Regions from separate parts of the Mus musculus genome. Here region 2 is linked to region 1. A link is a contact called in ENCODE POLR2A ChIA-PET data. All regions are on one chromosome and are shown on one strand. The core of a region is the stretch at or near the end of the contact, and the rest is flanking DNA. Distances in the headings are between cores, read along the strand shown. Region 1 holds the start of Sema4b (sema domain, immunoglobulin domain (Ig), transmembrane domain (TM) and short cytoplasmic domain, (semaphorin) 4B). Region 2 holds the start of Ttll13 (tubulin tyrosine ligase-like family, member 13).

Region 1 (6,948 bases), core at 1,806-4,305:
CATTAGGTGAAGTCACAAGAACACCTCCAAGCTAAGGGCTCCCAAGAACCATCAGCAGGAATGAGAGTTCTCTATGAGCCCCTAGATGCAGAATAAACTGGACCTTCCCACTTCAAGGGACTTGGTTTTAGATCACAGATGAAGTCCACTATCCCTAAGCTCAGGTTCTTGAGAGTAGACTTGGGTGGGAATTCAGTTCAGGTGGTGGGAAAAGGGGTGTGGTCTCAGTTCTGTGCAATCCCTGATAGGCCTGCCTGTGTCAGAAGGCTAAAAAGGCCTTGGGCCAGGCACCCATGGTCACCATGGGCCTGCCAAGGATGGGTACAATGCCAGGAACATCTAACAAGCCCCCAGGGATGAGACAGGAAACTGTCTCAGGTCAGACTCAAAGGGCGAGCCAGTTCAGTCACCAGGGCATTCCCCATGTGGGACTCCAGCCACAGGACCTTCCTGTAGTTGGGAGGAAAGGAAGCAGAAGCAGGTCTCAAGGGTGCTGTGGAGGCCCTGGAAGGTAAAGCTCTGTGGTGGCGGGGAGCTCAGTCAGGTGTGGATGCACACCCAGTGGTGAGGTGGCTGGGCATGGCTACAACGCTGCAGAGCTTAGGGAGGACTGAAAAAGCATCCCCCCCCCATCCCCCCCCCCAGGCAGAACCTAGAATCCGTCCCGCAAACACAATAAAATTGTGTTCCTGGCCTGCCAGCCCTTTCAACCCCTCAGCTAAATACCTCTGTACAGTGCACAAGTCACACACTGCCCACCTGTGGCAGCCTTGAATGATCAGGGAATTGTGGGAGGTGGCCAGGTCCTGGAACTATACAGCTAACCCAAGACAGATGCTCTCCCAGGAAGAAGGGCCTCTCTACGCCCCTATCAAGTCTTCACATCACTCCCTAAGGCAAAAGACCTACTGTGTTTGGTGTAGCCCCAAAAGCTAGTCCTGCCTTCCCCAGGCGTAAGCGGGATCCACAGGGGCACGTGTCTCTATCTCACAGCCCCTTCCTTACGGCTGGGACAGCAGCTCTCAACATGCGGGCCTCAGCCCATTAGCAAATTTACAACTATGAAGCAGTAACAAAAGTAATTTATGGTTGGGGGTCATCACAACCTGAGGGACTGCATTAAAGGGTTGCAGCCTCGGGAGGGCTGAGAGCTCTAGGGAAACACAGGATGACAGAAGCAGCAAGGGGTATGTATGGCTCAGAGCCTAACACACCTAACACAGGACAGGTTCCATACCTAGCTCATACCTCCACCCTGGGTCAACAAGGTGAGGGGGTCATGGGGAGGTGGCGCATCAGGGAAAGGGATTTTTGACACCAAACCTGAGGACCTGAGCTTAGGTCCTGAGATCCACACGGCTGAGGGAGGATTTCACCAGCTGCCCTCTGACCTCACTGACCTCCACATGTACGTCATGTTTTCGTGTGCCCTTACACCCACACACAAGCTAAGTAAGTGTTTTAAAGTGGCAGAGCATCAGTCCTGGGTTCCGATTTCAGTCATTTCTCACTTCAAGAACAGAACTCCCAAGGAGCAGCAGTGAACTCTAGAACCATCCCCACCCACAGCGAACCACCCAGTTCCATGCAGGAGTGGTCCGAGTTTAACATAACAAGAATGACAGCAAACACCCGCTGAGAGGTTTCTGTACCAAGCCCTATCCTAAGGACTTTGCAACTGGTAATGAGCTGCGCCTTGAGCAAGGCGCTAATATCCCATTTTACAGATGAAGAAATCAAGGCACAGAGAAGTTGTTTACTTAAGGTCATGTGGGAACTAAGTGGCTGAGACAGGATTTGAACTTGAGCTACCAACAATGTTTTGGATAAGGGACTGAGATCCTGTTAGGGGCCTTAACTGAAGAGCTGATTCTATCCTTTTGCAAATGGGATGCTTTTAGGGGTGGGGATGCAAATATGGAGTAGGAAGTCTGGTAGAGTTTTAGTCTGTAACCTCTAATTTATGCACTAACTCACAGTGACAGTTTGCAATTTAGAGGGGTTTGGCCAAACATTGTCTGTTGGCACCTATGTGCCTGATGCCCTCCGAATGCACCAAGTTTTATGAATTTCCCAAGATGACTTTGCAAGGTATCTAAGCCTGAGGCGACTTTGCAGGGGAGGAAGCTGGAGTGCGGGCAGTAGGAAGTACTTACTGGGCTAAGTCCCTAGAATTCCAAACGTTGAGGTTCCCTGGAAAAGGTTCAGGGGCGATCAGACTAAGGGAAGTAAAGAATGAGTGGAGGATTGGAAACACAGGCAGCCAGGGGCAGCTGTAAACCACCAAAAAAGGAATGTGGCCCACCAGGGTGATACCCTCAGGCCCCTCTAGACAGGGTACAGATGGGTCTTCGCAATGTCAGTTTCCAAGTCCCTGTGTTTGGAGTAGGGGGTGAATTCTCCAGGTCGATCAGTCAGAGATGGGCCGGCAGGGAGGAAAGACCTGGCACCCACCCGCCAAACTCCAGGCTCTGCTGTGGCTGACTGAGAATATCATAAGCCCAGAGTTTATAGCACGGCCAGCAGCAGTGCCCTCAGCCCCGTGCCGTTGGTGGCTCCAAGGCTGACTCTGGTCAGCATCAAAGACAAGTAAATGAGTAGGCAGGATGGCTGGCACCTGAGGCCCCTAGTGCCGAGTGTGCTCCCTCCGAGCAAGAGCAGCTGCAACCGAGCAAGAAAGCGGCCCTCTCCAAGTCCAGATAGAAAATGGAAGAAAAGGGCTCTCAGCTCCCTAGCTTTCCCTCCTCTTTCGCTTTGACCACAACTGCTTTCCTGGTCCTAGTGGACCTCAACCTCTCCTTTGTCGTGGCCACCCCACCAAGCATCTCGTTGCCCGCGCTCCCCTCCTTCTGCCGCGCCCCATAGCACTTACCCAGCGGCACACTGATCCGGGGGCCGAGCGCCCGCGTAGTCGTCGTCCGCAGCAGCAGCAGTAGCAGCAGCAGCAGCAGCGCGCGCCGCAGGACAGCGGAGCGGCTCGCCCGGCCCATCGCGGCGCGTGGAGCTCGGACCGCAGCAGGCAGCGGCGTCCTCCTCCGGCTCAGGTTGCTCAAGTGGAATCGCAGGCTGGAGCCCCGCCCCGCGGTTCGGCCCGGAGTCCTTCCCTCGGCCTCCGCCTCTGGACCTGGGGGTGGGCGGCAGGGAAGGTGGTCACGTGGGCCGCCGCACCGTAGGCTCCCTCTGCCCAGTGCTGCGGGTGAAAGCCCCGCGCTCTCGCCGCAGGGAGGAGGGCGCGGAGCAGGAAGTCGACGGGTAGGCGGGCCTCCTAGCTGGTCCTTGCCCAGCTCTTTCCCCTTCCTCCTTCCTGGGCGCTGAAGTACGAGGGGCGCTGGATCGAGTCACCCGACTTGGGGCACTGGGGGGGAGGGGGAGCGGAGCAGAGCCTGGGGACCTGAAGCCCGGAGACCGAGGAGCTCGCAAAGCCGCACGGACCCGCCCTCCTTCCGGCTCCCGGGAACCCTGCCCCACATGCCCCCTACCTACCCCCACCCCCGCTCTGGGAGCTGTGCAGACTCTGAGACGGAGACTGGTAGCTTTCCAGTCTTACTTCCGCGAGAGGTCTATGCATGGTCTAGAATCTAGATACTCTGCTCGGTTGTCCATGCTTAGAATTCTGTCCACGCGAAGCCCGGGGCCGGCGCAGAATCAGTTCAAGTGGGATAATTAGGATTTCACGGACTGCACTGCCAAAGAGGCTAGACCTTCCCCCCCACAACCAGCACGTGGCTGAGCATAGGAAAGGATTCCCTAAGGCTGGAATGAGACGCCAGAGGTATCCACCCGCAGGTACCCCAATCTGAAGTCAATTTGGTGGAGCCACAGCAAAGGAATAGAGGGAAATAAAGAGGGGGAGATCAACAAAGACATCAAGGTTTTGGAAACCCGTTTCAGCTTTTCCTAGGTGAATGGATAAAATTAAAAACTTAAAAATATGTGTTCATTGTTCTTGTGGCAATGAAACCACTTCCCCCAGACTTTTCTGCAGTTGTCGAAGCTACACTGCACTCGCTGCTGCCCATGTGTGCCCATGTGGGCAGTTCCAGAGCCACATCTTTCTACTCTCCTCCCCACCCCCACAGGCAGGTGGCAGTCAGAGCAGACAAGCTCTTGGATGGTCTCAGGTCTTCTTTCTTACATCCAGACTTCCCCATGCTCCACAACTCCTGTACTGTCACCACCCTGACATCCTTCTACAGTCTCGTGTCTTTTCTCATATGCCACATGTCCAATTGCACTGGTTAACCCATCATCTGAAATGTACTGTTTCTGCTCTAACTGCTGCTTCCTTTCCTCCTGTTAATCTCTTCTCAAACACAGTAGACAGAGTCTACTCCACAAGCTGTGACCTCTGACCTGTGTGTTTGTGTGTGTAACATAAAATATATATGCAGGCAAAACACCAATGCACATGAAATAAATAGCACTTTAAATACTGTTTCAAGGTCAGGCCTGTAGCCCAGGCCTTTAATCCCATCAACCTGGGAGTCAGAAGCAGGAAGATCTCTTGAGTTTTACAGAGCCAGTTCCAGGACAGCAAGGCTACACAGAGATATCCTGTCTAAAAAAAAAAATTTTTTTTTACATGTATCTGTCAGTGTGAGGGTTTGAGACTCCCTGGAACTGGAGTTCCTGACTCCAGTTATGAAGATGCTGGGAGGGCTGGTGAGATGGCTCAGTGGGTAAGAGCACCCGACTGCTCTTCTGAAGGTCCTGAGTTCAAATCCCAGCAACCACATGGTGGCTCACAACCATCCATAACGAGATCTGACTCCCTCTTCTGGAGTGTCTGAAGACAGCTACAGTGTACTTACATATAATAAATAAATAAATAAATAAATAAATAAATAAAAGAAGATGCTGGGAATTGAACCCGGGGCCTCCAGAAGAGCAGCCAGCGCTCTTATTGCTGAGCCATCACTCCAGCCTCAGATTCATTTATCTTATCTGTCTGGCTGTCTTTATTTATGATACCAGGTTTCTCCGTGTAGTCTTGACTGTCCTGGAACTCCTGTAGACCAGGCTAGCCTTGAACTCACAAAAATCCTCCTTCCTCTGACCCCCACCCCCACCCCCCAAGTACTGGGACTAAAAGCATGTACCACCACTGCCCGGCTGAAAATAAATTTCTAAAGTCAGCTGGAAATGGTGGTATTTAATTCTAGCACTTGGCAGGTGAAGGGCGGGTAGGATCAGGAATCCAAGGCAGCCTCAGGTACATAACAAGCTTGAGGCCAATCGAGGCTATGTGAAACTCTGTCTCAGACAACAACAAACCGAAAACAGAACTTAAATAAATACATACATAAATAAAATGAAAGTCTAGGTGCAGCTTTCCCCTGCTCAACCTCCCAAGCCTCTGGAATGGTGCCTGTACACATGGCAGGCGTCTTCAATAAGCGTTGGTTGAAGGAATGACTGGGTGACCGAGGATGACAAGGGTCAGACTACTACAGGCTCGTGTTGGCTAACAACCTAAAACAATCTTCTGATGCCAATTTCTGTCTAATGAAAAGTGCCCCAAACCTGAAATTATGCAATAACTTTTTCAACTGAACACAAGACTTCAAAATTATCTCTCTTAAATCTATTGGTTCTGGCCCAGATTTCATCCCACGGAGGTTGTTTTGAATATTGATTCTATTATCATACATTTGGCACCTCCTTTCCTGGTTTTTGAGTCATCGTAAATTTGGCTAAGTATTCCTTAGACCTTTAATCAAGTTACTGATAAAAATAATGGGTGTGCAGATTTAGCCTCCAGATCTTGGTTTCTGCACACCGCTCTTCTATAAAAGCAGAGCGCTCTCCTTAAGTACAAGGTAAAGAGCTCATTTTGTTGGGCCTGAAAGCAAAGCAAAGCCTAATGAGGCCATGCCTGAAGAGACAGTCTGATGGCCGCGTGGAGAGGAGCCAGGCGGATGGCCATTTGGTTATCAAACAGCATAAGTAATGGATTCTAATGCAGCAAATGAAAATACAACCCATTAGTCAATAGTGTGACTCAGAGAGAAAGGGAAAGAGAAGGGAAGGGAAGAGAAGGAAATGTCTTTATGTACAAACCTGCTGCTAAGTGTAGAAATAGAAGGACTAGAAAGAACACTTAGCGAAGACCACAGTTGGACATAAAGACTGGGGAAACAGTGTCTGACGGCCAGTCCCACAGATGATCACTAGCCCAAAGGCCAATGTATGCCTGCCAATGAGATCTGGTGGCTCCCATCCTAACGCAAGTGGTCAGCCATGATAGGAGTAGCATGATGGAATCTTTGCTTGCCTCCCATATGATGCCCTGAGAACTTCACATTATCAGTCCCTGCAGTGTTCCTACCAAAGGGTTTAACCCATGTCTAATAATAAGGACGAAAGCAGATACCGCCAATATGAAGAGCATTCTATGGGATAACTAGCCTGGGTCAGTCTGATCTCAGAAGTAAGTGTGTGTGTGTGTGTGTGTGTGTGTGTGTGTGTGTGTGTGTGTGTGTGTGAGAGAGAGAGAGAGAGACAGACAGACAGACAGAGACAGAGAGAGAGGAGGAGGGAAAGGAACAAGAGGAAGAAGAGGGGAAGGAAAAAGGAGGAGGAGGAGGAGGAGGAAGAGAAAAAGGCAACCATGGCAAAACACATTTGTAATCCAGAGGCCTGCAGATCCCTGCTAGCCAGCCTAACTTACTCGGCAAGTTCCAGACCAGTGAAAGACTGTCTCAAAAAAAGAAAAAAAAAAAAAAAGTGGATGGCTCGGAGGAGTTACATACAAAGTTGTTTTCTGGCCTCCATACACACATACAAATACACACACATGCCTGTGAATACATGCATAAGATCTACGTACACACACATATCCATGCATATCCATACACATGCACACACAAGCTTTGTCAAAAATCAATTTTTGCTAACTACAACATTTCCTTCATCCGCTCTGCACCCTAGTTTAGAGCAGTGCCTGAT
Region 2 (6,948 bases), core at 1,966-4,465, 48 kb before region 1:
CTAACTATAACAATTTCAATTACTGTGTATACAGAAGTAGAAAAAAAAAAAAGATTTACTCTCAACCCTCAAAATAAGCTGGTTTTTTTTAAAAAAGATTTTCATTCTTTTTAATCATGTGTATATGGTGAGCACATAGTTGCCAGATCATGCATGTGGAGGTGAGGACAATTTACAGGAGTCTCCTTCTACCGTGGGGGTCCCCAGGATTGAAGCTGGGTTGTTAGTCTTGCTGGCAAGTGTATTTATGCAATGAACTATCTCCCCGCCCCAAAAGATTTAATTTTTCCTTATTTGAATGACATTCAGTTTGTTTGTTTTTGTTTTTCGAGACAGGGTTTCTCTGCGTAGCCCTGGCTGTCCTGGAACTCACTGGCCTTGAACTCAGAAATCTGCTTGCCTCTTCCTCCGGAGTGCTGGGATTAAAGGCATGTGCCACCATTGCCCGGCTCATCTGTTTGTTTGTATGCTTGTTTATTGTTTTTTTACATGTAATCCAGGCTGTCTATGTAACCGAGGATAGCCTTGAACTTCTCATCCTTTTGACTCCATTTCCCAAAGGCTGGGATCATAGGCATAAGCCACCAGGGCCAGTTTAATGTGGTGCTGAGGATCAAATCTGAAGTTTCCTGCATGCTAGACAAGTATTTTACCAATAAGCTATATCCTCAGCCAATTTGTTTGTTTATGTTTCTTTCAGACATGGTTTCTCTGTGTAGCCATGACTATCCTGGAACTCCACTCTGTAGACCAGGCTAACCTTGAACTCAAAAATCCTGCATCTGCTTCCTAAGTGCCAGGAGTAAAGGCATGAGCCTCCACCACCTGGCAGTCTCCTTTTTAAATTATATGAGTCTCACTATGTAGCCTTGGCTGTCATTCACTGTGTAGGCCAGGATGGCCTGAAACTCGTAGAAATCTGCCTGCTTCTGCCTCCCAAATGCCTGACTTGTGTTTTTAATTAGTTTTTGAGTTTGTTTGTTTGTTTTTTAGTTTTCAGTTTGCTTTTGCTTTGTTTTTTTGTTTGTTTTTCTTTTTTGGCCTGTGGAGATCCCCTCCCTACCACTGAGACTAACTGCCAACAGCCACATCTCAGCTGTCAGTAGCAAATTCTGGGGACACCCAAGAACTTCAGTGTAGGTAGTAGGTCACCTAGGCAGCAGCCAGCAGGTGGGAGAATGGTTGTGGCTGTCCCAGGAATAAGAACAAAAGTCCCTCTTGCACACGAACTGTGAGCGCTGAGCCCGGTGCTTACCACTCTCATACTTGCAGTTGGTCAGGTTGATGGCCAGGGGTCTGAAATGGAGGAGGAACAGAAATCAGGCAGAGTGGGAGGGAAGCACAGGCATCAGGCTCCCAGGAACCCAGGATTAGGAAATGTCTAACAGACTTATAATACAAACTCATTTCCTCTAGAAGCATTTATATACCAAACCAACATGCTAAAGTTCCAAGTATGGCAGACCCAAATGCTCTGATTTTTTTTTTTTCTATTGAAGCAAAGGTTAATATTGCTCTGGCCTTTCCTTTTAGATTTCCTAGAAAGGATTTCTGTGTAGTCCTAGCTGTCCTGGATTTTGCTCTATAGACCAGGATGGTCTTGAACTGAGAGATCTGCTTGCATCTGCCTCCTGAGTGATGGGATCAAAGGCACTGGCCACCACCACAACCCCACAGCCATCTTTTGTTTTGTTGTGTTAATGTGAGCACTATGGGTTCAAACTCAAGGCCCTCATGCTTGAGCAACAAGCCCTCTTCTCCAGCTGAGCCATCTCATCAGCCCATAGTTATATGATTTTTGATGGGGGGCAGGGTCTCACGTTGTAGTCCAAGCTGGTCTAGAACACACGTAATCTTTTTGTTTCAGCTTCCCTAATGATGGGATTATATGCATGCACCATCATCTGGCTCTCCTCTCCTTTCCCAAAGGCTAAAGTGAAAAGCTTGGATCCCACCATGCTCCGCTACCAAATGGTGGTGTGAAGCCAAGGGGTAATGTCTCTAGAGTCACACCTGTGAGGGATCGAAGGAAAAGATACCTTCGTTTCCGCTTTCTTCTTCTCCTCCCAACTTCCAAATCATCTGTGTCTGTTGCACTTAATATTTTCTTTGGAATTTTCTTGGCTACAACCGATAAGGCAACCCCATTCTCAAATTCTTTATAGTCAGCCTTTCTAAGTGCCTGCTGGGTAGAGTTGGGGGTGGTAGATTCCTCTCTAACACATTCTTCCTCAGATTCTTCTTCCTCAATATCATCTTCCTCAGATTCACTGGTCTTACAGTTATTGGGCTCCATCCTCTCAGATTCTAAGGGGAAAGGGATAGGAATAAATATTTATCAGACCTTTCTCCGGGCCCAGGAAGTCCTGCAGGAATTTACCCGGAGCGCCTTTACGGTGCTAGAATGAAATGTTGCCCTTTTAGATCAACCCTACTGTAGAATAGGTTGTTTCCAAGTAGAGGGCTGTGGGGAGGAAGCATGGGGGGCTGATAAGATATAAGTGTGCAGTGCAGAATAGAGTTGACAGGAACCACCACCGCGGCTGTTTTGTTTCCTGAAGGGGAAGAAAGGTGGCTGACAGAACTGGAGAAGTCTGCTTTAAAACACAGCTGTAGAGGGCTGGAGAGATGGCTCAGTGATTAAGAGCACCGACTGCTCTTCCAAAGGTCCTGAGTTCAAATCCCAGCAACCACATGGTGGCTCACAACCATCCAGTGTACTCACATATAATAAATAAATCTTTAAAAAAAAATAAAATAAGATACAGCTGTAAATCAAAGGTTATCAATCAAAGGTTATCGGCCGGCGATTTCCCTGAGCCAGAACTCAGTTTCCCTACGTGAACGCGTTTGGGGTTGGGCCTCTAATAGCTAAGACTCTTTGGGTTACAATAGAGGAAAGGAAACCCACGGCAGACACTGCCCACCCGAGGTTTCGAGGAGAGCTCAGGGGCTGCTGGAGCTGCCCCTATCGGCTCGGGGCTGGACTCAGCTGGTCGCTCATGGCCGCCGCTCGTTCGCTGCGGCTCTTCCTGGGCGTTGCTGGACGTCGGGGACCTTCTCGTCGTTCCACAGGACTGTCTGTCCCCGCTGTCGCGAGGGGGAGCCCGCTCCCCCTCGGGGTTAACTCCTGGCTCCGAGATCCTGGCGGCGGCGGCGACTTCTTAAGCAAGCAGACGGCCGCCGCCGCCGCCGTCGCTATGGACACGAAGGCCGCCCCTATTGCAGTAGCGTTCTGGGGGCGTGGCTTTCCCGGGAACCACACCCACTTTGGCGCCAGTAGAAGCCATCTTGGCCCCCTAGCTGTCTGCATTTGCCGGGTGCGTCTAGAGGTCCGAGTGTACGTGAACGGCCGAGACGTATTTTTCCAACGCATTATGGGATTTGTAGTCCTCCCATATTGGGGCGGGTTCCACCTTTTCTGCTCCACTTTTCCTGGAATCCTATGGCCAACCCAAATATGTTTATGTTTGGGACAAAATAGCTGCTTGTGGTTCTTCCACATTTAGAAATGATGCTATAAAAAAATTCCTGCCCTTAACAGGGACAGCTGCGATAAGAACACATGCCTTCCAATGTTTCATTCACTAGCTCCATTAGCAAATTACAGAATAAGGCCAGCAAGGTGGCTCAGCGGACCAAAATGATAGCTGACAAGTCAGGGGGACATGAGTTCGACCTCCAGAACCCACATGGTGGAAGAAGAAAACAATACATTGTCCTCTCACCCCTACACCCATAACTTGATGTGGTACCCACAACCATAAATACTTTTGTAACCTCAAGAAAATGAAATAACAGAATGACCTCATTCAATTTCTCTGTCACTGTTGCCTTCCTATAACCTGGCATCCCTGCCCCCCACTTTGAATTTCATTAGCTTTCTTCACCAAACCCAACCCAACATATGATTCAGATTATTTTGTTGTAGCAAAATCCAGAGAATTTTGGATTATTATTATTATTATTATTCATAAAAAGACAAACATTAGCCGGGCATGGTGGTGCACGCCTTTAATCCCAGAACTTGGGAGGCAGAGGCAGGCAGATTTCTGAGTTCGAGGCCAGTCTGGTCTACAGAGTGAGTTCCAGGACAGCCAGGGCTATACAGAGAAACCCTGTCTCGAAAAACCTTAAACAAAAAATTGCAGAAACTACATTGAAGTGGAAATTTTCTTGGGGGGGGGGGGGACTCAGTTATGTCACGAGATGTTTTGCTGAAGCAGAGACAGGTGAGAATGTCTTTCTGAAGCAGGAAGGAAAAGGACGTGTGATGAGTAGAAAGAATATAAATATACTCCACAGACAGTGTGACAAGGCTCTTGCATTGGTTCGCCTTGCACTGACTTGCTGATCTTCCCTTGTCTTGACTTCATAGAGACTGGCTTGCCACAGAACTTTCTGTGATATTCAGGTGACTTCTTGCCGCTTGCTTCTGCTGACTTCTGCTGACCTGTGGAGCCTCTCTCTCAATTTCTTCTGGATCGACCGCTGCTACTGACGCCTGTTTGATGTTTGCCAGTAAGGCTGGACTGCTGCTATTGACTCATGTTAATTGTTTTGGACTGGGCTGATGATATTCTAACAACAGAGATTTCCCAATCTCCCCAAAGAACTACTTCTAAACAGGTCCACAGCCCTCATTTCCTACTAACCTTTTTATCCCCCCTACTTCTGATAGGTGGACTAGAAGGATGTTGAAGCATTCAAGAATACAAAGTAGGTTTTGAAAAATCTAAGCCTATAGTACAAGGATATGAATATCTGCTTACTCTGTAGTACTGAGAATTTGGTAAAGTAACCGGTTACACAGTAACAAAAGGTTTTTCATTCTTAAAAATTCACAAATGTTTGTATTTTATGTGTATAAGTTTTTACCGCATTCTTGTTTGGTGCCTGTGTAAGTCAGAAGAGAATGTCAGATCCTTTGGGACTGGAGTTATACATGGCTGTGAGCCACCTTTGGGACTGATGGGAACGGAACCTAGGTCCTCTGCGAGTGCACCAAGGGCCCTTAGCCAGTGAGACATCTCTCCAGCCTGTTTTATTCTTCAAATCTTTTTATTTTATGTGTGCCTGAGTGCACATCTGTGCACCATATGTGCACAGTGCCAGAGGAGGCCAGAAAAGGGTGTTGGTCTCCTGTAAGTGGAGTTACAGATGGTTGTGAACTGCTATATGGGTGCTGGGAATTGAACCCAGGTCTTCTTGAAGAGCAGCCAGTGCCTATAACCACTGAGACATTCCTCCAGCCCCTCTTTTATTCTTTTAAAGATGTATTTATCATTTCATGTGTCTGGGTATTTTGCATGCATTTATGTATGAGTACTGCATGTGTACAACGTCCTCAGAGGCCAGAAGAGGTCATCAATTCTCTGGAACTTGTGTTACATATAGTTGTTAGCTGTCATGTGGGTGCTAGGAACCAAACTCTAGTTCTCTATAAGAGCAGCAAGTGCTCTTAACTGCTGAACCACAGACTCTCTCTCTCTCTCCCTCTCTCAAATAATTTTTATTTTTTGACAAGTTCATGGATATATATTGATCATATTCATCTTATAATCCCCTCTTATTCTCTCCCACTGCCTTTGGAAGCCTTCCTCCAAACACATCCCCCTCCTAATTTCATGTTGTTGTTGTTGTTGTTTTAATTTAATTAGGGTACCTTGCATGTACATCAATGTGGAGTCATTTACTAGGTCATGGACAACTTCCCACTGGTTACACTCAAGAAACTTGACTCCCCCTTTCCTAGCAGCTCTGACTGCCAACAAGCTATTCAGCTAGAGTCGGGGGTTCATGTACCCTCCCTCCCCCCCCCCCACAGACACACTGGAATGTTGACAGGAACTGTCTTATGCAGGTCTTTAAACCAGTTTCTGTGAATTCATGATTGCAACTGCAATGTCATGTCCACACTGGACTGCATTTCACAGAACTCTTCATCCTCTAGGCCTGACTGCTTTATGTCTCCACATTTCCTGAGCCTTGGAGTGGGGGTGGAGGATTCTATGTGATTTTCTATTTGTACATTCAAGAATGTTTTTATTATAGCTAATGAATCTGCCTTCTTGTTACTCCTTAAAGGGGTTGCAAGTAAGTAAGCAAGCATACATTACATGTGCAGGAAAAATGTACCCTAAGGATACATTACCCCTGACATCTGAGCATTAAACAAATAAAATATTGTGCCTTCAATAGGCCAGTTTAATATATGTTTATGTATTCTGAAACCTGTATCAAGCTCTTCCTTTCAATTTTTTTTGTTTTTTTTAAAGATTTATTTTATTAATATATGAGTACACTGTAGCTGTCTTCAGACACTCCAGAAGAGGGAGTCAGATCTTGTTGCGGATGGTTGTGAGCCACCATGTGGTTGCTGGGATTTGAACTTTGGACCTTTGGAAGAGCAGTCGGGTGCTCTTACCCACTGAGCCATCTCACCAGCCCCTCTTCCTTTCAATTTAAGAGGCTGTTGTGTATGACATTTTCTGGAATCGTGAGCTCATAATTTAGATGGAATTCTGTAAGATACATATGCTTAGTGTACAATATCATTTAAAATGTATACTATAACAAGATATGGTTATTAAAAAGGAAAAGCATATATTTAGGACTTGATGTCGTTCTCAAGATCGTGGTTTCTGGTAGTAACATCACAATTCATATAAATACATTTGCATAAAAAATAAGGGAGGGGCTTTCAGACAGCTCAGCAGGTAAAGGCAGCCAAGCCTTTGACCTGAGTTAGAGACTCCTTGGGATCACTAAGGTAGGAGAGAAATGGCTTCACAAAATTTATCTTGTGATCTAGACACACACACAATAAGTTAATAAATAAGATACATTTTTTAAAAAAGATATGGGGTTGGGTTGTGGATGAATTGGACAGGGTGATGATGACCAAAGGCAAACAAAGCCCTGGGTCTGACCTCCATCACCCCATAA

Evidence for each region. ChIA-PET counts read pairs that join two places held with the same protein, here RNA polymerase II (POLR2A).
Region 2: POLR2A ChIA-PET joins it to region 1 with 12 read pairs in Patski. The contact joins the promoter of Ttll13 here to the promoter of Sema4b in region 1. POLR2A ChIA-PET finds 5 or more read pairs at or near these places in 4 of 5 experiments (Patski and embryonic stem cell).

What each region holds. Positions count from the first base shown.
Region 1 is chr7:80,194,695-80,201,642 of GRCm38, reverse strand. It overlaps Sema4b (sema domain, immunoglobulin domain (Ig), transmembrane domain (TM) and short cytoplasmic domain, (semaphorin) 4B), which reads right to left and starts at 3,055. Exons shown (of 14, transcript NM_001360135.2): 1 at 2,873-3,055. The coding sequence starts at 2,990.
Region 2 is chr7:80,242,643-80,249,590 of GRCm38, reverse strand. Ttll13 (tubulin tyrosine ligase-like family, member 13) reads right to left here and starts at 3,215. Exons shown (of 15, transcript NM_177765.3): 1 at 2,928-3,215; 2 at 2,040-2,307; 3 at 1,256-1,296. The coding sequence starts at 2,296.